Regions from separate parts of the Homo sapiens genome. Here region 2 is linked to region 1. The links are chromatin loops, found by intact Hi-C in ENCODE. Cell type or tissue: heart left ventricle. All regions are shown on one strand. Each heading gives the region's core, and the rest is flanking DNA. Links, peaks and the distances in the headings are about the cores only. Region 1 overlaps FAM20A (FAM20A golgi associated secretory pathway pseudokinase). Region 2 has its middle 13 kb from the start of FAM20A.

Region 1 (11,100 bases), core at 1,089-9,088:
TTCAGTCCCAAATCTAAAATACTATCATTTTAAAATGTATCTCTTGAAAAATTATGCGCTTTGTATTTTTCTGTAAGTAATTTAAGGCGAACACCATTTTTTTCTGATTAAAGAGAGAATGTAGAACTTTAACTTTGGAAAATATACATTAGGAACATAAAGATTTATATTTTTAAAATGTAATGTATACAATATAATGTGCAATGAGACGTGCATTAGTGCTTCTCAAAGTATGAGAAGCACTGATCTAAAGTAAAAACAACCTTTGAATTTAAAATTACTTCTTATCTTACATCATACAAAAATGAGAAAATGTTTTAGAAGAACCTAAAAGGTGTCTGAAAGATGATATGTTCCTACAGATGGGACTCAGGAATTAAAATGAGACTGGGAAGAGGGATTGTCCTTGCTAGCCTGGACATCCAGTGATGATGATAAGCTGGCCAGGCCTGAGCACGGAGGGTTGTGCTGTAACGGTGGCTGCACCTTTTAAAATAGAATCTCTACTTTTGGCAGCACCTCACTGTGGTTTCCAGGACTCACTCGTGTTTTTTGGCAAAATGCACAACACGGTTTAAATTGCCAGTGCTTCTTATTTATAGATTTCTGCAACATCACGTTTATTTACATCTAAATCGCCTTGCAGTCGTTTCAACAGTCCCACACAGTGGATTATAAAATTATTCGAAGATCATCATTCTTCCATGTTTATTAGCCTCGAGGCAAAGTCAGCCTAGAGGCCAGAACTCACACCACAAGGCCCTTAAGGATTAAAAAGCACTTTCATGAATGTACACACCCAGCAGGCCCCACCACTCTCAGGCAGCCTGGCGCTTTTCAGGAATTCATTAGAGATTTAATGTATATAAATCAATATCCTCTGCACCAGCTGCCCCCAGCCCTCATGATCCGGCTGTGTTTCTCTGAGGGGATGATGGTCCACGTATTTCCCCCACATCCCCCTAAGACCCAGAACTTTTCTGTTCTTCAACCCCAGCATACTAAGTTGCATTTCTGGGCCACTTTTCCATTACCAATTCCTGGCTCATACCCCACCTTTCTTCATCCTTGGACATCTGGATCTGCACTACCTCTGGTTCTGCTAACCATTCCCCTCTCTTCTGTTTATACCTGCAGAAGAATGTCTATTTCTTCCCTCTCAACTGCTGGGTTTTGAAAATAATCAGCCACTGTCACCAAAGCTTCTTAAGCAGGAAACTTGGTATTGGTGGTGCCTGCAGGACAGTGTCTTGCAAGAAGCCTGTCTCCTCCCACTTTGCTTGTCTTCTCCTGGCGAAGGGAGCCACAGGCCATTCCTGACTTGCCGTGCCATCGCCTGTGTGTACATGAAAAGCATAAAAGCCCGTTTTCCTTTCTCGCTGGTCATGCTCATCAGCTCTCTTCTCAGGCTCCCAGCTGAAGTCTGAGTCCAGGGCGTGATTCCTTCCTTCCTTCCAGACAGCAGCGAGATGAGGAGACACCAGTGGACTTCTTCTACTTCATTGACTTTCAGAGACACAATGCTGAGATCGCAGCTTTCCATCTGGACAGGTAGGGTCTGGCCCCATGGAGATGGCATTGCCTATAAGGACCAATCCTCTGGGAGGGGTGGCTAGACAGACCCTCAAGGTGGGAACTCCCTGGCATTTCTTCCTTCTGGCTTTCTATCTTCTTCGTGCCTCATCGTGGTGTCTTTGAACTCAAAATGTCCCATGCAACCCCCCAGATTGAAAAACACAAGGCCTTTTAACGAATGTAACGAAAAGAACAATTTACAAAGAACACGCTTCCCGCCATGCTGCTTGGGGCAGTTGCTCTAGTTTCCTGATCTGAGAGCGAGGAGAATGCACCCACTCCTATTTATCCAAGGAGTCTCACTGTTATGATATTAGGTGAAAGCACATTCCTAAACATTCCACTCCCTCTATTTGCTCAGTCATTGCTACCCAAAGTGTGGTCTGTAGCGTCATGGGCACTTCCAAGAAGCTTTTTAGAAATAAGAAATCTCAGCCCCACCCTAGAACCACTCAATCAGACCCTGTATTTGAACAAGATTGCCAGGTGACTCACAGGAACATTAAAATATGAGAAGCACTGACCAAGAACAGAGTTGGGATGGTGGGAAGGTTTGCCCAGGAGGCTTGACGGAATAAGGATTCATTTTCAACTCCATCTCCACTCCTTTAGACCTAGGTTTAAAGGCCCAGTGTTGACCTGGGCACTACCAGCTCAACAGTGCAGAGTCACGCCTCACCGGCCACCCTCCTGGGTACACCAGCCAATTCCTAATGTGCACTGGCCGGGGGACAAAACCCCTCCTCCTCACTCCCTGATCATCCCTCAGATGGAACAGAGCTTCCTCTCTTGCAGGATTCTGGACTTCCGACGGGTGCCGCCAACAGTGGGGAGGATAGTAAATGTCACCAAGGAAATCCTAGAGGTCACCAAGAATGAAATCCTGCAGAGTGTTTTCTTTGTCTCTCCAGGTAGAGTACTGGCCCGAGTGATATTCCGGGTCTGAGTAGATCGTAAGCCAGAGTGTCCACCCCTCCATTCATCAGTGGCCTGACACCCTGCTGCTAGCACTATCCATTACTGGGATGGGCGTATGAAGTTGTAAGACACTCCCACCATGGTCTGCCTGACCATAACACAAGATGAACTGGATGGGAAAGGTTGTGTTTGAGATGCTACCTAGTCTGTGTGGGCATTGACCCTACAATGCTGGCCTCCCCGGAACCAGAGGTTATCCACCCAGGGTAATAAAGAGTGTTCTACTCATAAGGATAGAATGCAGTAAGGTTGGGACATTTGAAAGCAGGTTCCCAGGAGGTTCAGCTTAGTAGCATTCACACCCTCACTTCTGGAAAAGTCAATGTTTCCTTCTTCTTCTTTCTCTTCCCGAGCTGTGAGTTCAGGGTTTCCCTTCCCTCCCAGTGGATTTCCTAGGCCAGGAAGATGTCATGCCTCCAGAGCCCTCCACTTACTCCTCCTCTCTCCTCCCCATCCTCCAGCGAGCAACGTGTGCTTCTTCGCCAAGTGTCCATACATGTGCAAGACGGAGTATGCTGTCTGTGGCAACCCACACCTGCTGGAGGGTTCCCTCTCTGCCTTCCTGCCGTCCCTCAACCTGGCCCCCAGGCTGTCTGTGCCCAACCCCTGGATCCGCTCCTACACACTGGCAGGAAAAGAGGAGTGAGTTGGTCCCCAGGCCACACAGCCCAGTCCTTGACAGTAGCCACAGACCCTGTACCAGGGACTTGTTGCTAGCTTGGCTTTTGAATCTGAAAAGCTGCCTCAATACTCCTTTGCCCCATTTCATATTGATCCTGGGATCAGCAGGCCTGGGTCTGTTCTCCCCTTTAGTTCATTTATTCAGTTCTAAAGAACCTTCCATATACCCAACACTAGGTGTTATGGGATACAGAAATGGAAGACTCAGACTCTCTCCTTGAGAAGCTCCTTGGTCTAGTGGGGAGAACAGACATGTAGCCAGATCACGAAAACACAGCACAGCACTTGCTATAACCAGGGAGCACACGAGAATCCCATGGGAGGGACACCTGGTTCCCGAGCAAGCCCTGGGAGACCAAGGACCTCACTGCTGTATCCCCAGGACCTAGCACCCTCCCTGGCACATAGCAGGTACTCCACACTAGCTGACTGAGTGAATCGATCCATCAGTCAAGCCGTCATGATCATCGTGGGAAAAGAAGTAACCAGGCAGAATTTCTGGAGGACATGACAGATCCTAAGGGACTCTGTGAAGGCTGAGAAGAGCCCTCGGATGAAAATGGGCATCGGAGCATTGTAGGCAGAAAACCATGTGTGAGAGAGAAAGGGCAGGAACAGCCCATGGAGGTGCTATGAGTGGCGCAGGGTCCAAGAGGCTTGGTGAGAGGGACTGTGGAGGGACGAGGAAGCAGGTGAGGGTCACTACCTCCTCCTTTCCTGCCTGCCCCGGCCTCTCCCCTCTGGCACACAGTATCCCAACCATGGGTTTAGTGTCCACCAGACTTAAAGGACCCAGGACCTTCTCACCACACGGAATATGCAGCCTTACGCGTCCTTGCCCAGGGCCTTTCTGAATTTTAGAAGCTGCCACCAGCCCAGGGCAGGATCAGGGAGGCAGGGATTGGGGGGGCAGGGGGAGGTGTGGGGAGACCCCCGACACCCTGCCATCTTGGCTTTTCCAGCCCCAGGACTTCTTCTCCCCCTCAGGTGGGAGGTCAATCCCCTTTACTGTGACACAGTGAAACAGATCTACCCGTACAACAACAGCCAGCGGCTCCTCAATGTCATCGACATGGCCATCTTCGACTTCTTGATAGGTAGGTCCCCACACGCAGGCCCCCAGCAGAAGTGGGCTCTGCTATGTGGCTAGGGTTCCCCGTGACCTTGAGCACAAACTTACAACCTGGTTCATGAGGACTGAGTAACTCTGCACCTCCCACAGCCTCAGAAGTGGCGGAGGTCCCAGAGGACAGAAGGTAACAGGCTCCCCTCTCTTCAAAGAACTGGAAGAAGCTCAAGGGGTCGTCACTCATAAGGCAGGCATCTCACCCTGCCACGGGCCTGAGTGGGCGTCAGATTGGAAGCTGTATGTTCACTTCACCAAGTGAGGGGAAACCAGGTAGGAAGGGAAGAAAGTACACAAATATGTAGCAGGGAGGGCCTCAGGCGAGGCCACGGACACACAAGACTAGTAATTCCACCTTCCAGGCCCACAGGGACTTCTAGGGAGACGAGACACTTATGAAGGTGGCCGTCATACAGGAGCTTAGGTCGGAAGCAAGTCAGACAGCTGGCTCATCATCGTGCCTTTCAGGAAGTTTAGCTGTGTCTGTTTACTATAACCAGGATCAGCTGAGGATCTCTGGGCTGAGGAAAGCCAATGTCAATACATACACGAGGTGAAAAGATGACTTTCTGCACATTCAAATCTCTGGCCAAAGGCTGGAGTAGGGGCAGGGGCAGGGGTGAAAGCCTTAGACTTGAAGCCAGTCCATTTAGGGTTTGCTTGTTTCGCTTCCTTCTCCCTCCTGCGGCTGCTTCACTGATGGCCCTGAGGAAATGACAGTGTGAGGCCCAGCTTCGTTCACACCCCTGTCTCTCAAGTGATGACAGGCCTCCGTTCCCTGGAGAGAACTCAGGTCAGGAGCACCTGTCCCCCTGGCCTGCTGGTTCCAGCTAAGTCCTCCCCTCCTTCACAGGGAATATGGACCGGCACCATTATGAGATGTTCACCAAGTTCGGGGATGATGGGTTCCTTATTCACCTTGACAACGCCAGAGGGTGAGCTTCCCCACGTGTGTTCAACAATCCCCTCTCCCAGATGTGCTGCTCTGTGCAGCCAGCTGCTCGGGGGAAACAGACGCCCTGCAAATGAGGGCCTCCACCACCACGTGCCTTGTCTCCTTCGAGCCCGGCTTCTTCCATTTCCTTCTTTCTCTTTACCTTTGCAAGAACCACTTGATCCTCCTCCAGCCTGAGAGCACTCGTGTGCCCTCTAGTGAAATAGGGTGAGGTTTTCGAGAGCAAGGTGCATCCTCAGTGGCTGGCCCTCTGCAGCTAGTGAATGAATGAAGGATTGCTTAGCTCTAACATCTCTGTACAGATGCTTTTGTGATCTGACTGGGGAGAGGGGCTGGAGAGGCAGCTGCCATGATCCCTGGCATTTTACCCCAATCTCTGATTCACAAAATGCTGAGAGGAGAGAGGAAGCCTCAGGGGAATGCAAAGGATGCTGCCGGCCACCCATAAAAGCCTGTTTCTCCTCCTAGGTTCGGACGACACTCCCATGATGAAATCTCCATCCTCTCGCCTCTCTCCCAGTGCTGCATGTAAGTTTTCCTGCAGCAGATAATACGGGCAAGTAACAGTTGTGACCCTTCATGCTGCTTGCAGCCAAGGTCTGAAGGGCTTCCAGTTTTCACTGGTCCAGGACGTAAGTGGGTAGAATGACATGAATCACCTTATTTCCTACACATTTGTGCACTGCATGACATCTCAGCCAATGACAGACTGCATATATGACGGTGGTCTCATAAGATTAATAATATGGTATTTTTACTGCATTTTACAGTTTTACTATCTTTTCTATGTTTATATACACAGCTATCCACCACTGTGTTGTAAAGGTTTTGTAGCCTACAAGCAGTTATCATATAGCCTAAGAGTGCAGGAGGCTACACCATCTAGGTTTGTGTGAGTACACTCTCTGATGTTCACACCGTGACAAAACCTGCGCTTAAGGATACATTTCTCAGAACATATCCCCATCACTAAGCGATTCATGACTGTACTACAACTATCAAAATTTCCCCCACAACGTTTTGTCTTTTTCATCCTTCCACATAGGATGAATTAGGATTTAATCCTTTAAACCTTTCAATTGCCAACTTTAATCGTTGACCCACTCAGATAATCACCTATTTTTGCAGTCTGCTGGGTTTTGATATTACTAATCAGACCTCTGCTTTGCCCAGCATTCATATCGGCTCATAAATATTACTACTTGATCACCATCTAAGCAAAACCCTGATTAAAGTCCTGTAAACCTGTGCAGACTGGAAGAAGGCACGAAGGCCCTTGCTTGGCCACCATTTCTCTAGAGAATGTCTAACTTACTTCCACACTTCTCCAGTGTTTCAGCCAGGCTTGTAAAATTGACCACCTGCTCAGCTGCAGTATGCAGAGCTAATTATAAATATGATATTCACACCTAGCAAAAACATCTCATTTGTTTCCAGCTGGAAAACTCGGAGTAGAGCATGAGTATTCCTCATCTATGTCTTAGGTTAATTTAAACATGCTTCCCTCTGGCCTCCCTTCCCTGCCTCCAGAGCAGGACTGGATGAGCAGTACCTGTTTTTGACAAAAGTCAATTAAGCTGCTTACACATCAGAGTCCAAGTCAGATTCCCACATAAAAAGAAACTGAAATCCTAAAGATGGGTCCTACCACATTTTCATCTCTGTGATTTTAAAATCTGACAAACAGAAATAAAGTTAGCAAGAAACAACTTAAAGGCTGGCAGTACTGGGGGATTTTGAGACAGCAAATAGCTCATCAATTCACCTACTAGAAACTTCTCCCATTAGCTTTAAATCTCCTTGAAAAATCCTAAGTATCACTTTGGTTTTGATTCCCTTAGCGTTGTCAGAGAAAATGCATATAGCCCAGCATCACCATTATTAGAGCACAAATGGCTATGCAGGCTCTTGACCAAATCGCAATTGGGCAAAGGACTGCAGGATACTGGATTTTGCCTTTCATTTGTTCCCTTTTTACCTGGTTTCCATTAAAATGTGCCTGAGAAGACACAAGGAGAGGCGCCAAGAGTATCAGCTACAACAGCTGTTTGTGGGGAAAGAAGTTCAGGCAAGTTATTTTCTTTACATTTGCTTATTTGGTTCCTGTAACTTTGTCTTTTCAGGATAAAAAAGAAAACACTTTTGCACCTGCAGCTGCTGGCCCAAGCTGACTACAGACTCAGCGATGTGATGCGAGAATCACTGCTGGAAGACCAGCTCAGCCCTGTCCTCACTGAACCCCACCTCCTTGCCCTGGATCGAAGGCTCCAAACCATCCTAAGGACAGTGGAGGGGTGCATAGTGGCCCATGGACAGCAGAGTGTCATAGTCGACGGCCCAGTGGAACAGTTGGCCCCAGACTCTGGCCAGGCTAACTTGACAAGCTAAGGGCTGGCAGAGTCCAGTTTCAGAAAATACGCCTGGAGCCAGAGCAGTCGACTCGAGTGCCGACCCTGCGTCCTCACTCCCACCTGTTACTGCTGGGAGTCAAGTCAGCTAGGAAGGAAGCAGGACATTTTCTCAAACAGCAAGTGGGGCCCATGGAACTGAATCTTTACTCCTTGGTGCACCGCTTCTGTCGTGCGTTGCCTTGCTCCGTTTTTCCCAAAAAGCACTGGCTTCATCAAGGCCACCGACGATCTCCTGAGTGCACTGGGAAATCTGGGTATAGGTCAGGCTTGGCAGCCTTGATCCCAGGAGAGTACTAATGGTAACAAGTCAAATAAAAGGACATCAAGTGGATACCTGACTTCTCAGGATCCTTATTCTAGCTACAAGTCAAAGATAACTCCTGGTCCAGACAAAACACCTGGCCTATCACAAGCTGACTAAAAATCTGCACTTTGGGCCAGCGCAGGCAACAGTAACTCTGACAGGTTCAAATTAGACCTCACACTTTCTACTCATATTCTAGTCACTGGACCCATCTGAATCAGTAATCCCTACTGCCCGGTCCTGGAGTAACTTCTTAGAGATATTATAACAAGTGGCAAAAATAAAAGAGGGATTTGCTAAGAATATCAGAAAAGGAGTGTTCCAATTTGAAGAGTATTACAATTGAAATAACATCAAATATGTCACACTAAGCAGCCAGTAACAGAATAAATAATTACAACGAAGGAAAAAAAAAGGAAAGTCCTCCAAGGTCAGGATGGCATGGGAACAGGCCTAGCAGGGACACAAGCCTGGAGTAAGGCAGGAAAAGAGCCAAGGCTGACTACAGCCCACCAACCACAATCTTCTTCCCTAAGACCCCAGGATTGTCCCCGGCCCATCCCCAAAAGAAGAAAGGGGCTATGTGGAAAGGTGAGGCCCTCTAGATGCCCCTCCCTGTGACGGCTGGCTCAAAAAAGACTAAGTCAGGTTTTTTATTGAAGCCTCCCTTAGAAGAAAGTGTAGTAGGGATTCCTTGTCTCCTCTACCTTCTCCCTGACTTGTTGATATCTGAAACTCCTTTTAATAGGAGGCTTTGTTTCTTATTCCATAATTAATGACCGAAAACACAAAGGACAGTAAGGTCTTCATTCCATGGAGTGACTAGTCAGTCAACAAAAGTAAAAATGCCTCATTTCATCAAATCAACTTTTCCAGTAAAGGCCAGAGTTCAAATACTGTAAGCATGAGAATAGAATGGAGCTGTCACTAAAGAGAGTACAAGGTCAAGAACCAGAAATGTCTCCAAGCTTTCTGCAGTGTGAGCAAAGATAGCCTCGACTGGACAAATAACACTTCTGACCCCGTGGTACCCCCACATGACTGGTATGCTGCCCCTGGACTTTGTGTCTCTCTAAAATCACTACCATTCACTGAGATCTGACCAGGTGAGGCACTCACCAACGCTACAGAAGCAACACACAGGTTTCCAATCCTCTCAAACACAGATACAACCCCCATCCTCCAATGTGCATGGAAGAACTTTAAATCTCAGAGAGAGTAAGCAAAATCACACAATTTAGTGGTTTAGACCTATTCCAAAGTCTTCTTTTCACTGTAACACAAAACCCAACAGTATCCCACCCAATTTATGAAGTCAAATTTGTTTGCTTAAAAAAAAAATCAGCTGGGCATGGGCTCACACCTGTAATCCCAGCACTTTGGGCCTAAACAGGCAGATCGCTTGGTCTCAGGAGCTCGAGACCAGCCTGGGTAACATGACAAAACCCTGTCTCTACAAAAAAATACAAAAAAAAAAAAATTTTTTTTTAAATCAACTCTTTAACAGAGAAACCTTAATCCCAAAGATTTCCTTAACTGTTGTGGCCCTACTGCAGCATAGGGCTCCCCACTTCATTCACTGTCTCTCCTGCTTCAAGATGTTTCTTCCCTGTGGATGAAGAACCAGGAGATCACACACAGAAATGGGAAAATATCTGGGTAAAAACATTCAAAGAATAGCACAAAATGGTTTGGGACTTCCAAATAAGACTCTCAGGAAAGCAGGCTACAGCTCTACCTCAAAACCCGCCACCTCCTATAACGAAGGACTGGTTTTCCAATGGCCTATATACACATTTTGCTGCACTCTACAAACAGAAAGCAATAGGCTTGAATTTCACCATGATATGTGGTACACCTACCTTATTATTCACTTATCTTTCAACCTTCCATTACTTTTTGATTAGTAACAAAATTAAGACTCATTTCTCAAAAATATCAGAAAACCAACCGTTTCATTCTTACTCGAGTTCTTCCAGCATGTTCATTTTGAACTGTTTACCTCCCATGAAATAAAAAGTCTCTTGACTCTGAGAACTTTTCAAGTTACTACTGACAGCAAACTAAAAAATGAACGGGAACTGTACTGATGGAAAGAGGCATTTGGAAGAATTCGTTTTAGCCTTCTCAAAAGCCAGGAAGACAATATGAGTTTGAATATTACAAAAAAATTAGTCATTCTCTTACGAGTTAGTTTTATGTTCCATAAAGTCACCACAAACACTGCATTGGCAAATACTGAACATTGCTCCTAGGGGAAATACAGGGTTAGGTTGCTGGGAGTCTCTAGTTACATTTTTATTGACCGATCAATACATAATCTTGCTGTGTGCGTGTTTTATGTTAACGCATGTTTAAGACACTTTATTTAATATATACTGATTCATTAACATTGTACTCATGGCAAACAGCACTGTAACCCAGACCTAAAAGAAACATCCAATATACATATTTTCTACATATGGCACAACACAGCCTTCTTTCACTTAGGAACACTAGTCAGCACTTCATCACTACACTTAGGGGCTTTTAATAGTGAAATCACCAACAACAAAAAAAATACAAAAATGCAAAAAAAAAAAAAAAAAAGGCACTAAAAAGACCCAAGAAAAGGACACTTATTCACAGTATGAAAGATGAGCATCCCTTTGTTCCACCTCAGTTGGGAACATGTGTGTTGGGAGGCTCAAACTTTTCACTTCCCAGCTCATGTCTGCAAAAGCCCTGTGACTATTGATTTTGGGGTTACAAATAAAGTTTAGCAAGTAGGTAAATTACAAATACAGAATCCATGAATGATAAGGATCAACAGTTAACTCATTTGAGATTAACGAAGATTAAAAAAAGCCCACCATCTAGTGGCAACCTTTAAAATCACACAGCTACTTAAGCAAAATTGGCAGAACTTTCACAAAATGAAAAAATCTTACTCAGTGGTTTTGGTTTTAGGTGTAGTCCAGATGAAGTCACAGCTCTGAACTTATGTCAAGAAACAAATGTTAGCGGTACATGTACATAACAATGCTGCTTTCTATGTAAAAATCACATAGCATAGGAAGGAAGAGATTTA
Region 2 (11,100 bases), core at 1,788-9,787, 74 kb before region 1:
GTGGGGACACAGCCAAATCATATCACCAGGTTTCCCTGCTTTGAAAAAAAAACTCTCATTTCTCACTTTATTTGCAGTCCCCTCCCACCTCTAGCTATCTTACCCTTTCACTCACCTTCTTTTCACTCTCAGAAAACTAAAAACATCGCCCCATATGTTCTACCTGTGTTTCCACACTGTTGGATTGCTCCATAGCTCCCTGACCTTCTGCTTTCAGCCTAATCACTCAACTGAAATAATTGCTGTTAGAGTTCAAGAACAATTTCTTCATTGTCACTTCTCAGTCTTTCTTCAGTCCTCATTTGTCTTGACATCTTTGCTACATGTGACATTGTTGATCACATTCTGACCTTAGCCTCATGTTCTTTCTTTTAAAACTGTGGTTCAATCCTAAGTCTTGGTGAACTCTGTGGCAGGCACTTTCAGTTGCCATTCTCACCATCTATCAACAACTGATCAGCCCCAATCATGGGAAACTCTCCCCCTTTGGCAGCGATTGATGTAAGGGCAGGCACATGGCCCATTTCTGATCAATGGTAAAAGGAAGACCTCCAAGAGGGTCTTGGGAAATATTTGACTCCCTATAAAAGGCACATAATGAGAAAAAACATTTCTTCCTTCCCTTCCCTTTCTTCTTGGGATATTCCCACATTAAAAACATAAAGCATTGAGCTGCATCATCCTGCCACCATGAGAAAAGGTCAAGAAGAATACAGAAGCCAGTGCTGTGTCCTGACATCTGGAACTGCCAAGTCAATATTACAACTACACACATACTGGAATGGCAACAGGTATAGATATAAGTAGGGAACTATTGGCTATGTTTGTATTATTTGCAACCAAATACATTGAAGCATTCCTCTGAAACTTTCTGCCTCATCCATTTTCACAGAATATATTGTGAGGTCTATGCTGACCTTATGAAAATCTTTATTTGCAAACTTCCCCACCCCCTAGACTCTCAGGGCACCAGATGTTTCCACCTGGATTTCATACCATCAGCTTAATGCAACATATGCAAATCCAACTCATCAGTTTTCGCCTAACATCAAGAAGCCTTTTGTCATTTTCATTAGGATGAAGAACTCCGCTGAGCTTTGTTAGAAGGACATGAGTTCCAAGAGCTCCAAAGTAGGGGGTATAGTACAGATAGGTGAGACAGACAGAATTTCAGATTTGTCTTAACATGGCTTAGCTCTGCCTGGGTGTTCTGGCCATTTCACCATGGCATGGATGAGACACAGAGTACATGGTAAGACATGGCCAATGATAAAGCCAAAGTAGAAGCAGTTGTCAGATCATGAAAGATGCCTTCTGAAAGAGCTTGGCCTTAATAGTGTAGATGGTGTAAGACTCTCAGCTGTGGAACAGGATGATCAGATTTGTGTTTTGCAAAAATAGCTTCAGCAACATTATGAAGGATGGATCAGAATGTTCAAGACTGAGATTAGTAAAGCAAAATAAAAATTCTCTAGTCAGAAAATCATGAGGTCCTGAACAAAGACTCTGAAAGTGGCAATGGAGGGGAAAGGATATATTCGAAAAATAATTAGGAGAGAATTCATAAGATTGAGTATGGAAATTGAGGGAAACAGAAAAGTATAAAAATGAGAACGTAGGTTGACCAAGTAGTTAACGGCATAATTGTATAAAAGGGAAGACTGTAATTATTGTGGGTCAATATACTGGAGTTCAGTTTAGCACATGTTCAAATTAGTTGCCCATGTAACATACAGGTGGAAATATCTAGTAGCCAGGGAAATACATGTTTCCAAAACTCAGAAGAAAGATTTGGAAACCCAGGTTTGGGAGTGTGAAAGATACTGGGATGTACATGCTCAATACCCATCCCAAACCCCTTCTTGCATGATTTCCTCTCCTGCAGAGGCTACAATGTTAAAAAAAAAAAAAAAAAATACGTTTCTCAGTTTCCCTAGTAACTAGATGTAGCCATGTGACTATGTTCTGTTCATTAATGTTAAGTAGGAATGCTGTGTGGGACTTTTAAGAAAACTACTTTAACTAGTGTAACTCAAATGGGAGGTAGACTTTTTGCCCTCTCATTCTTCCTTTTTTCTTCTGCTGAGGTCAAGAATGTGATAGCTGGAGCTCCAGCAGCCATTTTGGCCATGATGTGACCTTGAAGATGGAAGCCATATAGCAGGAAAATAGAGCAGAAAGATAAGAGGACCCTTGATTCCTAATTACTGTGGAGCCTCCGTACCAACCCTGGACTGAGCACCCCCAGACTTGTTTTACATTTCGGTTTTATGTTTTATCCCCCAAAGTACAATCCTAAATGATACATTAAATCACTATCAGTTTATAGGTAATCCCCACAGAGGATGAGAGGTCACGTTAGAGCCATGGAAGTGGAAGAGATCTTCCAGAAATAATCTATACGATGGGGAGGAAAATAAGCACTGATTTCTAGAGAACCTCAATGCAAAAAGCAGAGGGAGAGAAGTCAGCCAATGAGACTTGGAAGGAAGAGAGAGAAAGTTAAAACGATGTGTCAGACCTAGAGATGGCCTGCTCAGATTCCTAGCTACAAGAAGTGTGAGGTGAGAAAGGACTCACTGCCTAGCTGAAAGGAGTGGGATTGGTTAACAGCTCCATCACGGTCTACCTCCATTTTAAGGTCATACTCTTCTTGGGCTAGCTCCTGGCCAATCACTGAGTAACACAGTAAGTGAAGATCACTTCTCAGTGCAGCTCTGCCAATGATTGAACAATGCATGACACAAAACTTCTACCCATAACAGGACTTCTCTAACAGGCCCTCTTTGTTCCAGAGCTCTCTATTGGGCTGATAGACACCATCAGACCTGCATCACCATCTATCTGATCTTAGTTCCTTCTGCCCAACTAATCTTTTGACGACCTAACTCTGTTTCAGCATCTCCTTGCCAGAAAACCCAGCTGGATATTAAGAGGCTGTACAAGTTAACATGTATTATTTGATTTGATTAAATATGTATAAAATCATTTACTTTCAAAGTGAAGAGGTAGGTTAATGATTTCTTCAACTTACCAAAACTGCCAAACACAGATGTTCTTACTCAAAGCAGTTCACTTTCCAATTCATGTGCTCAGTCCTCTCTGGTTTTTTATCTCTCTTAACCCAGAATAAAACCATATTCCATCAACAGTCCTTCCAAAATGTCCATTTCTGTTGTCTTACTTTCCATTTAAGTTTTATCTTGCAATCAAATATGTAGGAAAAATGAGTAAGAATGAATTAATAACATCACAAGTAAAGGAATGCATTCGAGGCCCTTTGCGTGCATCATTACCGAATACTGTCCAGATTCAGCTATATTATGGTATAAATCACAATCATTCAACACATAACTCCATATGGTAAAAGCTCAATATAACAAGATTAATTTCTAAGGCAGGTATTAAATATGTTCCCAGAACATAATGGCCAAGAGTATTGTCAATAGAATTCATTGAAAAGGTCCTTGTTTCTGAGAATCCAACCATTTATTTCACAAAGGTTCATTTTCTCTTCCTTCCTTTTATGTCAATCATCACTTAGCACAAATTAATCTCCCAAACAAAGTATGAATACCTGCAAATATGTTGGCATTTCCTTCTTATAAGAAAAGCAACAAAGCAGATAAAAATCTGCTTTCCTCAATTTCAGAGAGCCACTATTATTGGTGTACTATTGAAAACCTCTGATGTTCTCTTTGGAGGTCAGCAAACTACCACCCATAAGCTAAATCTGACCTCTCATCTGTTTTTTAAATAAAGTTTTATTGGCACACATTCCTGCCCATTAGTTTAAATACTCTCTATGGCTGCTTTTGTAGTACAAGAGCAGAGTTGAGTCACTGCAACAGAAACCATTTGGCCTACAAAACCTAGAATATTTACTATCTGCCCCCTAACAGAAAAGATTTGCCAACCCCTGTTCTAGTTTAAAAATTATCATGTACTTTTATATTTCAGGTATTTATCCACTCATTTCACTGACATTTTAACATGTTAACCTCAGAGTTAACAGATGTCAATCTGAAATCAGATAACTCTTTTTAAAGATCATAATACATGACCTTTTTCTTTGATTAATAGGTGGTTATTATTTTTAATTAATCTATTTTTTAAATTATCTTCTGCCCAGATGACATTTGTGTTTTTTCTCGGATGACATTAGAATCTTGACTCCAACACTTGATATTCGGCCATGTTTTAAGATAGAGGTTTAAACTTCAGGTTTTGGAATAAATAAATAAATAAATAAATAAATTTTAAAAAAAGCTAGTCCCCAGAAGAGACTGGAAATAAAATATCTACTGCTTTAAGAGAAATAAAAAGATGAGTATGCCCTAATTCCAATGTTTTTCTGTCTTTCCTTTTGAAAAGATTGCCTCTCTAAATAAAAGAAAGATGACAGCCTTTTAAAATGCCTTTTATCCTCAGATCTTTTGACGTCACAGACCTTCCTATTTTAATGGAGCAGCACCTTCTAAGAATTCATCAATGAATCGTAACACAAAAAGGAAGGGGAAGAGGAGGTCCGGAGTGCAGGAAGATTCCAAACTGCTGTCCTAAATGGCAAGTGTTATGCAGACCACAAGTTTGCTCAATTCAGAGATGCCCAGAAGGCTAAGCGTGGATTTCTGGTTATCAGCTTCCGTGTGTCAGCTTTCGGCTGGGAGGTCTGTAGCTTACCCATAGAACATAAATTAACTTAGGTTTCTGTGTGATGACTTTGCCCTCCTCCTGAGGCTCTTTATTTTCTCTTACTGTTTCCTTCTCTGTAGTGCACACAACTACTTGGAGTTTGTGAACCATGGGTTCAATCATAACTTCAAGATGATCAAATCAGCATTTTTGAATGTAGTCTCTCAGTTTTCATATGCCAAGTACATTTTTACTTTCCTTTTATTTCTAAAGTAGTGTAAAGATCTTTGCATAAAAATCATAAAATACTAGTAAGTAAAAAAAAGGAAAAAGAAAATTCAGATTATTCATAAATCCCACCACCCAAAGAAACCAATGTAAAATGTTGCTATATATTTATTTATGCATGCAATGGGTTGAGTGGTACTCATCCCTCACCTCACCTTCCAAAAGATACATCCACCCAAAACTTGTAAATGTAACCTTATTTGGGAAAAGGGTCTTTGCAAAGACAAATGTAATTATGTTAAGGATCTCAAAATGAGACAAGTCTGGATTATCTTGTAGGCCCTATATGTAATGGCAAGTGTTCTGATTTCAGACTCCTGGCATCCAGAATTACGGAAGAGCACGTGTCTGTTGCTTGTGGCAACTTTATAGCAATTTGTTACAGTAGCCTGAGGAAGCTAATATATTTATTCAGTAAATATTTATTGAACGATTGTAACTCAGATATTATACCAAGGAGCTGGTGTATAACACACCAAACAGGCTGGGCGTGGTGGCTCACACCTGTAATCCCAGCACTTTGGAAGGCTGAGGCATGTGAATCACAAGGTCAGGAGATTGTGACCATCCTGGCTAACATGGTGAAAACCCATTGCTACTAAAAAAAAAAAAAAAAAAAAAGCTAAGCATGGTGGCAGGCGCCTGTAGTCCCAGCTACTCGGGAGTCTGAGGCAGGAGAATGGCATGAACCTGGGAGGCGGAGCTTGCAGTGAACCGAGATCACACCATTGCACTCCAGCCTGAACAACAGAGTGAGACTCCATCTCAAAAAAAAAAAAAAAAAAGAAAGACACCAAACTTCTCAAAGTTTTAATCTATGCATACATAGAAATATATATATAAGTATGTTTTTAATGGGTAATGATATGATTGTTATTAACACACCTTTTCCATCTAGTGATATAAACATCTTTTTATGAAAATAAATAAATACAGCTTAATCTTATAGATAAACCATTATTTTGCTCAGTTTTCAATTTTCAAACATTACACTTATTTCCATTTTTTTCTATACTGTAATAACCATTTTTTATCTAAATATTTACATACAACTTTAATGATTTCCTCAAATTTTTATAAATGGAATTCAGAAGTCAAAGTCTGTACCAGTTACGAATTTGTTGCCTCTCAGTTCCAAACCTACCTTTCTCTGTTGGGCTTTATGAAACTGGAGCTGGACCCTCTAGACATTCCTCCTTTACCAGTTGTCACAATAATAGGCTTTGTCAATAGAGGGCGCTGGAGGAACTCTGCAAGGCAGTAGTGGCAGGAAGACACTTCTCTGGGTCCCAGTCCTCAATTTTACTTCAGCATGGGAGCCCTGCAGCCTTCACCAACTAGCTCCAACCACACTATCAAGTCGCACTCCCCACCACCACCACTCTGTGGTTGTTTCCACAGTAGCTCTGACCATGGCCTCAGGCATCGGTAGCCCCTCCCATGGGCTCTTTGACAGATCAACATGGCCTGCTATCCAGAAAGTTTCTTCACCAACAGTGGCTGTTTTTTTCCAGTGGTAAACATGCTCTCTATAACGAGGTCTAAACTTCAGCCTTGGCTTAAGGGTAGGGGAACCCTCCTAGTCCTTAGATCCACTTTTCCTCAGCTTAGATGTAGCAGCTTCTTTTTTTAATTTTTGCAGCTGCTACTTCTAGATCCCTTTTACAGGTAGGTGTCTTATCACTTTTACTAGTTAATAATTCTTTTTATTAAATTTTTCCTTTTCAAATAATTGGTATGCTTTTCATCTCCTAACTGGATCCTGACTGATATAAAGTCTGTAGGCATTTACATTACCAAATTAACCTCCAGAACAGTTTCTTCAATTTACAATTCCTTCCCCAAGTCCTAGTCAATTCTGGATATTTTGTTGTTGTTTTTTTTTTTTTTTGCAATGAAAATGTGATAAGAAACAAATGATCTATTGTCAATTGTTTTAATTTGCATTTATCTGATTACTATTAAGGTAGAGGCAAAGCTACCTGAGTATATGTAGCATTGGAAGGAGTCATATCAAACCAACAATGGTTACCTGTGGGGAAGAAAATCAGATAGGGAAGAGGAAGAAGGAAGGGAGACTTTCACTTATTACTATAAAATTTTGTCTATTGTCCAAATATTTTAAAAAGAGAGAATATTCATATATTATTTGTAGAATTAAAAATAAATACATCATGAAGATATGGTGCTACTGAGTCCTCTGTCTGCCTAGATTCTACTGCTGCTAGTCAGAGTTACTGCCTTCCTTTGCAAAACTGAGCACTCAGCTTTGAAACTGGTTTGTCCAGACCTGATACCATGGGCTCCAGTTGTGTCCACTGACTTCTCCCTCTAAGGCTGCATCTAGAACATCAAAGGGAAGTGAGGGCTTAGCATATGTGCCTAGTTATGGCAACTATAGTTCCTGACTCTTCTGGGATAGATGACTTATGATTTTTAATACCCTGTTTCATGAGTTTGACCCTAAGTCCAGATTTCCAGTTCATAAAATATGGCCAGCATACATCTGTGAAAGAACAGAGGGAGAGTGTAGAAGCCATGGGGTCCATTTGCCTTTTCCTAGTTATCAAGTGAACACTGTGGAAGGTTGTGAAATGTAGGACTTAGTCTAACGCAGAGAAAGGAAGAGAGCATGATTGGTTCACCACAGACTTAGGCTGTAGTCATGCATCTATTTCCAAAATGATTAATCATCTTTTACACCTTTCATCCTTGCTTCCAAATTTAAAAAACAAAAGCAGCACGAAGAGAGTTAAGATGATGTCATTGTATCTGTCCCCACTGTAACTTATAATTTTATGATTCTTCATTTGTCAGAACTAAAATATCATAAAAATATAAATATTTGAAATTCTCCTTCCAAGACAGAAGAGTCCTTTAATTACGCAGCCAGCTAATAGACCTCCATCAGGCTGAACTGCATTGGGAATGGAGAGGGAGACAGAAGCCATTAAGAATGGAGACTATTGCCCTATGTATGAAAGGACTGAAGTGGGATGAAATAAAGAGAAGAGAACAGGCATAGGTGGGGAGGAGTTTATGGGAATTGGGGTGAGAGGGTAAAAAGGAAAAGGAGATTACAAAGCCTGAACTTTGTGGAGAGAGACATGTATTGTGGATGTTTAGAAAGGAATACTAACAATTGTATACCTCCATAATGTAATTCTCCTTTTCCATTCCCTCAAAAATTACTGAGTGAAGACCTATGTTAATTTTCAAAGCTTTTTGGAGTCATTTCTATTTATTTTAGCTGTATTGACGTTCTGACACTGAACTTTGAGCCAGACCAAGATATTTATTTGTGTTACATTTGTTTAATGTTTGTCTCACCCACTAGCTGTGAATTCATACAGTGGATTAGGAGTTGCTAGAAAACAGTTATGATACTTTAAGACATGACATTCTAAAGACCCAAGAAGTCCCAGCTTCCCACCTTCTAAGAATAGCTGTACTGTCAAGGTAGTAAAAACTGAAACAGGGAAAACACATCTGTTGTTGTTCAGTCTGGCATGTAAAGCTCACATAATATATGCAAGAGTTCTGTTCAGATGAATTGCACAGTCTGAAAGCAGCCACGCATAAAATCTGTGAATTTCTTCCCCTTTTAAAATATAAACTCAGTTAATTTAAGTTGAAATTGCTCTTACACATATTCCTTGCCCTCTACCATGTATTTCCTTTAAAATAAAATAGAGCAAATTTCTTTGACTGCTGCTGCTTATTAACCTGCTTCACCTTAATGTCAAAGCCCAACGCTTTCTTTCAATGGTCTCTTTAAAAACCTAGAATAGTCCAGGATATGAGGTCACAAAATGAATCAAGTCAGATTTTTAATAAATATTGTAAATATGAAAAGTAAAGAGAATGAGTCATAACGTGATAGAGAATAATGTGACCAACATCCATATAGCACTACCCAACTTTGTCAAATTTTAACATTTTGTAATATATGCTTCAGATCTTTTTTCTAAGAAATCATTTCAGTTACTGCTGAAGCCCCATGTATAATCTTCAACAAGCACTTTTTTCTCACTTTAATTCCATATGTAATCACTGTGCTGAATTTGGTGTTTGCTAAGAACTGAATATCTGTGTTCTCCTCAAATTCATATGTTAAATCCCCAATTTGATGGTATTAAGGGGTGGGGTCTTTGGGAGGTGTCTCAGTATTTTAGTGTTGCTATAAAGAAATACTTGAGGCTGGGTGGTTTATAAAGAAAAGAAGTTTATTTGGCTCACAGTTCTGCAGACTATACAAGAAGTATGGCACCAACATCTGCTTCTGGTGAGGGCTTCAGGTTGCTTCCACTCATGGCAGAAGGTGAAAAGGAGCCAGTGTGTACAGAGATTACATGGCCATAGAGAGGAAGCAAAAGAGAGAGGGGAGGGAGATGCCAGGCTCTTTTTTAACAACCAGCTCTCCCGGAAACTAATAGAATGAGAACAGTCTTCCTTACCCTCCCAGACATTAATATATTCATGAAGGATATGCTCCCATTACACAAACACCTCCCATTAGGCCCCACTTCCAACAATGGGGATAAAATTTCAACACAAGATTTGGAGGGGTCAAACATCCAAATCATATCAAGGGGTAATTAGAGTATGAGGATGGGGCCCTCATAAATGGGATTAGTGCCCTTATTAGGGGATGAAAGGACCAATGCTCACTCTTTCTTCAGTGTGTGAGGATACAATGAAAAAAGGGCTATCTGCAAACCAGGAAGAGTGTCCCCATCAGACACTGGATCTGCCAGCACCTTGATGTTGGAATTACCAGTCTCCAGTACTGTGAAAAATAAATTTCTTTTATTTAAGCCACCCAATCTATGGTATATTTGTTATAGCAGCAGACTGACTAAGACAGTATTCATTATTCTCATGCATGTTTTTATAATTTTACCAATTTTTTGTTTGTTTCTTTTTCAGAGACAGGGTCTCCAGGCACTGGAGTGCAGTTGCATGATCATAGCTCACTATAACTTCAAACTCCTGGGCTCAAGATATCCTCCTGCCTCAACCTCCCATGTAGCTAGGACTACAGATGAACACCATTGCACCTGACTAATTTTTAAAATTTTTTGTAGAGAGGGGTCCTATTATGTTGCCCAGGCTGGTCTCAAACTCCTGGCCTCAAGTGATCCTCTCTCCTTGGCCTCCCATAGTGCTGGAGTAATAGGTGTAAGCCACTGTGCCTGGCCTAGTTTGCCAGTTTTGAAGGTTATCTAAATAGTATCATACTGCTACACACACACACACACACACACACCCCATATTCATGTTTTCTTACAACTTAAAGATGTATCTTTGCTGAGAAAATACAGTTGTACTTCCTTCATTTTAACTGCTCATTACATAATAATACCACAATTTATTAACATATTTCCCTATAGATGGATGTTTACTTTTTTGTGCAATTATTTGCTATTATGAGCCAGGCTACAGGCAAAATTCTTTTGGATGGAGGTATGCAACCTTTGTTTTTTATTTTATTTTATTTTGTTTTAACATAATTGAACAATAGGGCCAATAAAGTTGCCCTTTTTTTAATGTACAGTTCTGTCAGTTTTAACACATGGATGGATTCACATGACCACCATCATGATAAGGATATAGAATAGTTCCATCACCCAAAACAACTTCCTAATGCTGTACCTTTGTAGTCATACCTTCATCACGGTCCCTAATGCCTGGCAGCCAATGATCTATTCTCTGTCACCATAGCTTTTCCATTTCTAGGCTATCATATAAATGTAATCATACAATATGTAACCTTTTGAGACTGGATTCTATCACTCAGCATAATGCCTTTGAGATGCATCAATGCTGTCATGTATACCCATATTTTGTTCTTTGTTGTTTCTAAGTAGTATTCCATTGTATGATGTACAACAGTTTATCTATTTGCCCACTGAAGGACATATGCACTACTTAATGTTGGCAATTATTAATAAAGCTGCTATAAAACTTTCATAAGTAGGTTTTTATGCACACATAAGTTTTCAATTCATTTGAGTAAATACCTAGCAGTGGATTACTGGGTCATGTGGTAAGTACATGTTTATGTTTTCAGATGTTTGGAGATTTACCAGATATCTCTCTGTCATTTATTTCCAGTCTATTTCTATTATGAGCAGAGAGCACAGTTTGTAAGATTTGATTATATTAAATTTAAAT

What was found. Peaks named below come from ENCODE experiments on the same cell type or tissue, not always from the same donor. Only the 100,000 strongest peaks of a DNase experiment are listed, where the experiment ranks them.
Region 2: a loop joins it to region 1, with 4 times the contacts of the local background. A loop is called at or near these places in 31 of 110 quality-filtered maps.

What each region holds. Positions count from the first base shown.
Region 1 is chr17:68,534,080-68,545,179 of GRCh38, reverse strand. FAM20A (FAM20A golgi associated secretory pathway pseudokinase) reads left to right here. Exons shown (of 11, transcript NM_017565.4): 5 at 1,459-1,551; 6 at 2,371-2,486; 7 at 3,015-3,195; 8 at 4,222-4,331; 9 at 5,214-5,295; 10 at 5,784-5,843; 11 at 7,439-10,064. The coding sequence ends at 7,703. It also overlaps a transcript of PRKAR1A not described here. Among named protein-coding and RNA genes, the nearest start is that of PRKAR1A, 27 kb to the right of the region's middle. In heart left ventricle, for the core only: CTCF peaks have their summits at 5,333 and 5,534 (motif pointing left); no DNase peak of the experiment used is centred there; H3K27ac peaks cover 1,802 bases.
Region 2 is chr17:68,609,199-68,620,298 of GRCh38, reverse strand. No RefSeq gene overlaps it. Among named protein-coding and RNA genes, the nearest start is that of FAM20A, 13 kb to the right of the region's middle. In heart left ventricle, for the core only: a CTCF peak has its summit at 6,148 (motif pointing right); no DNase peak of the experiment used is centred there.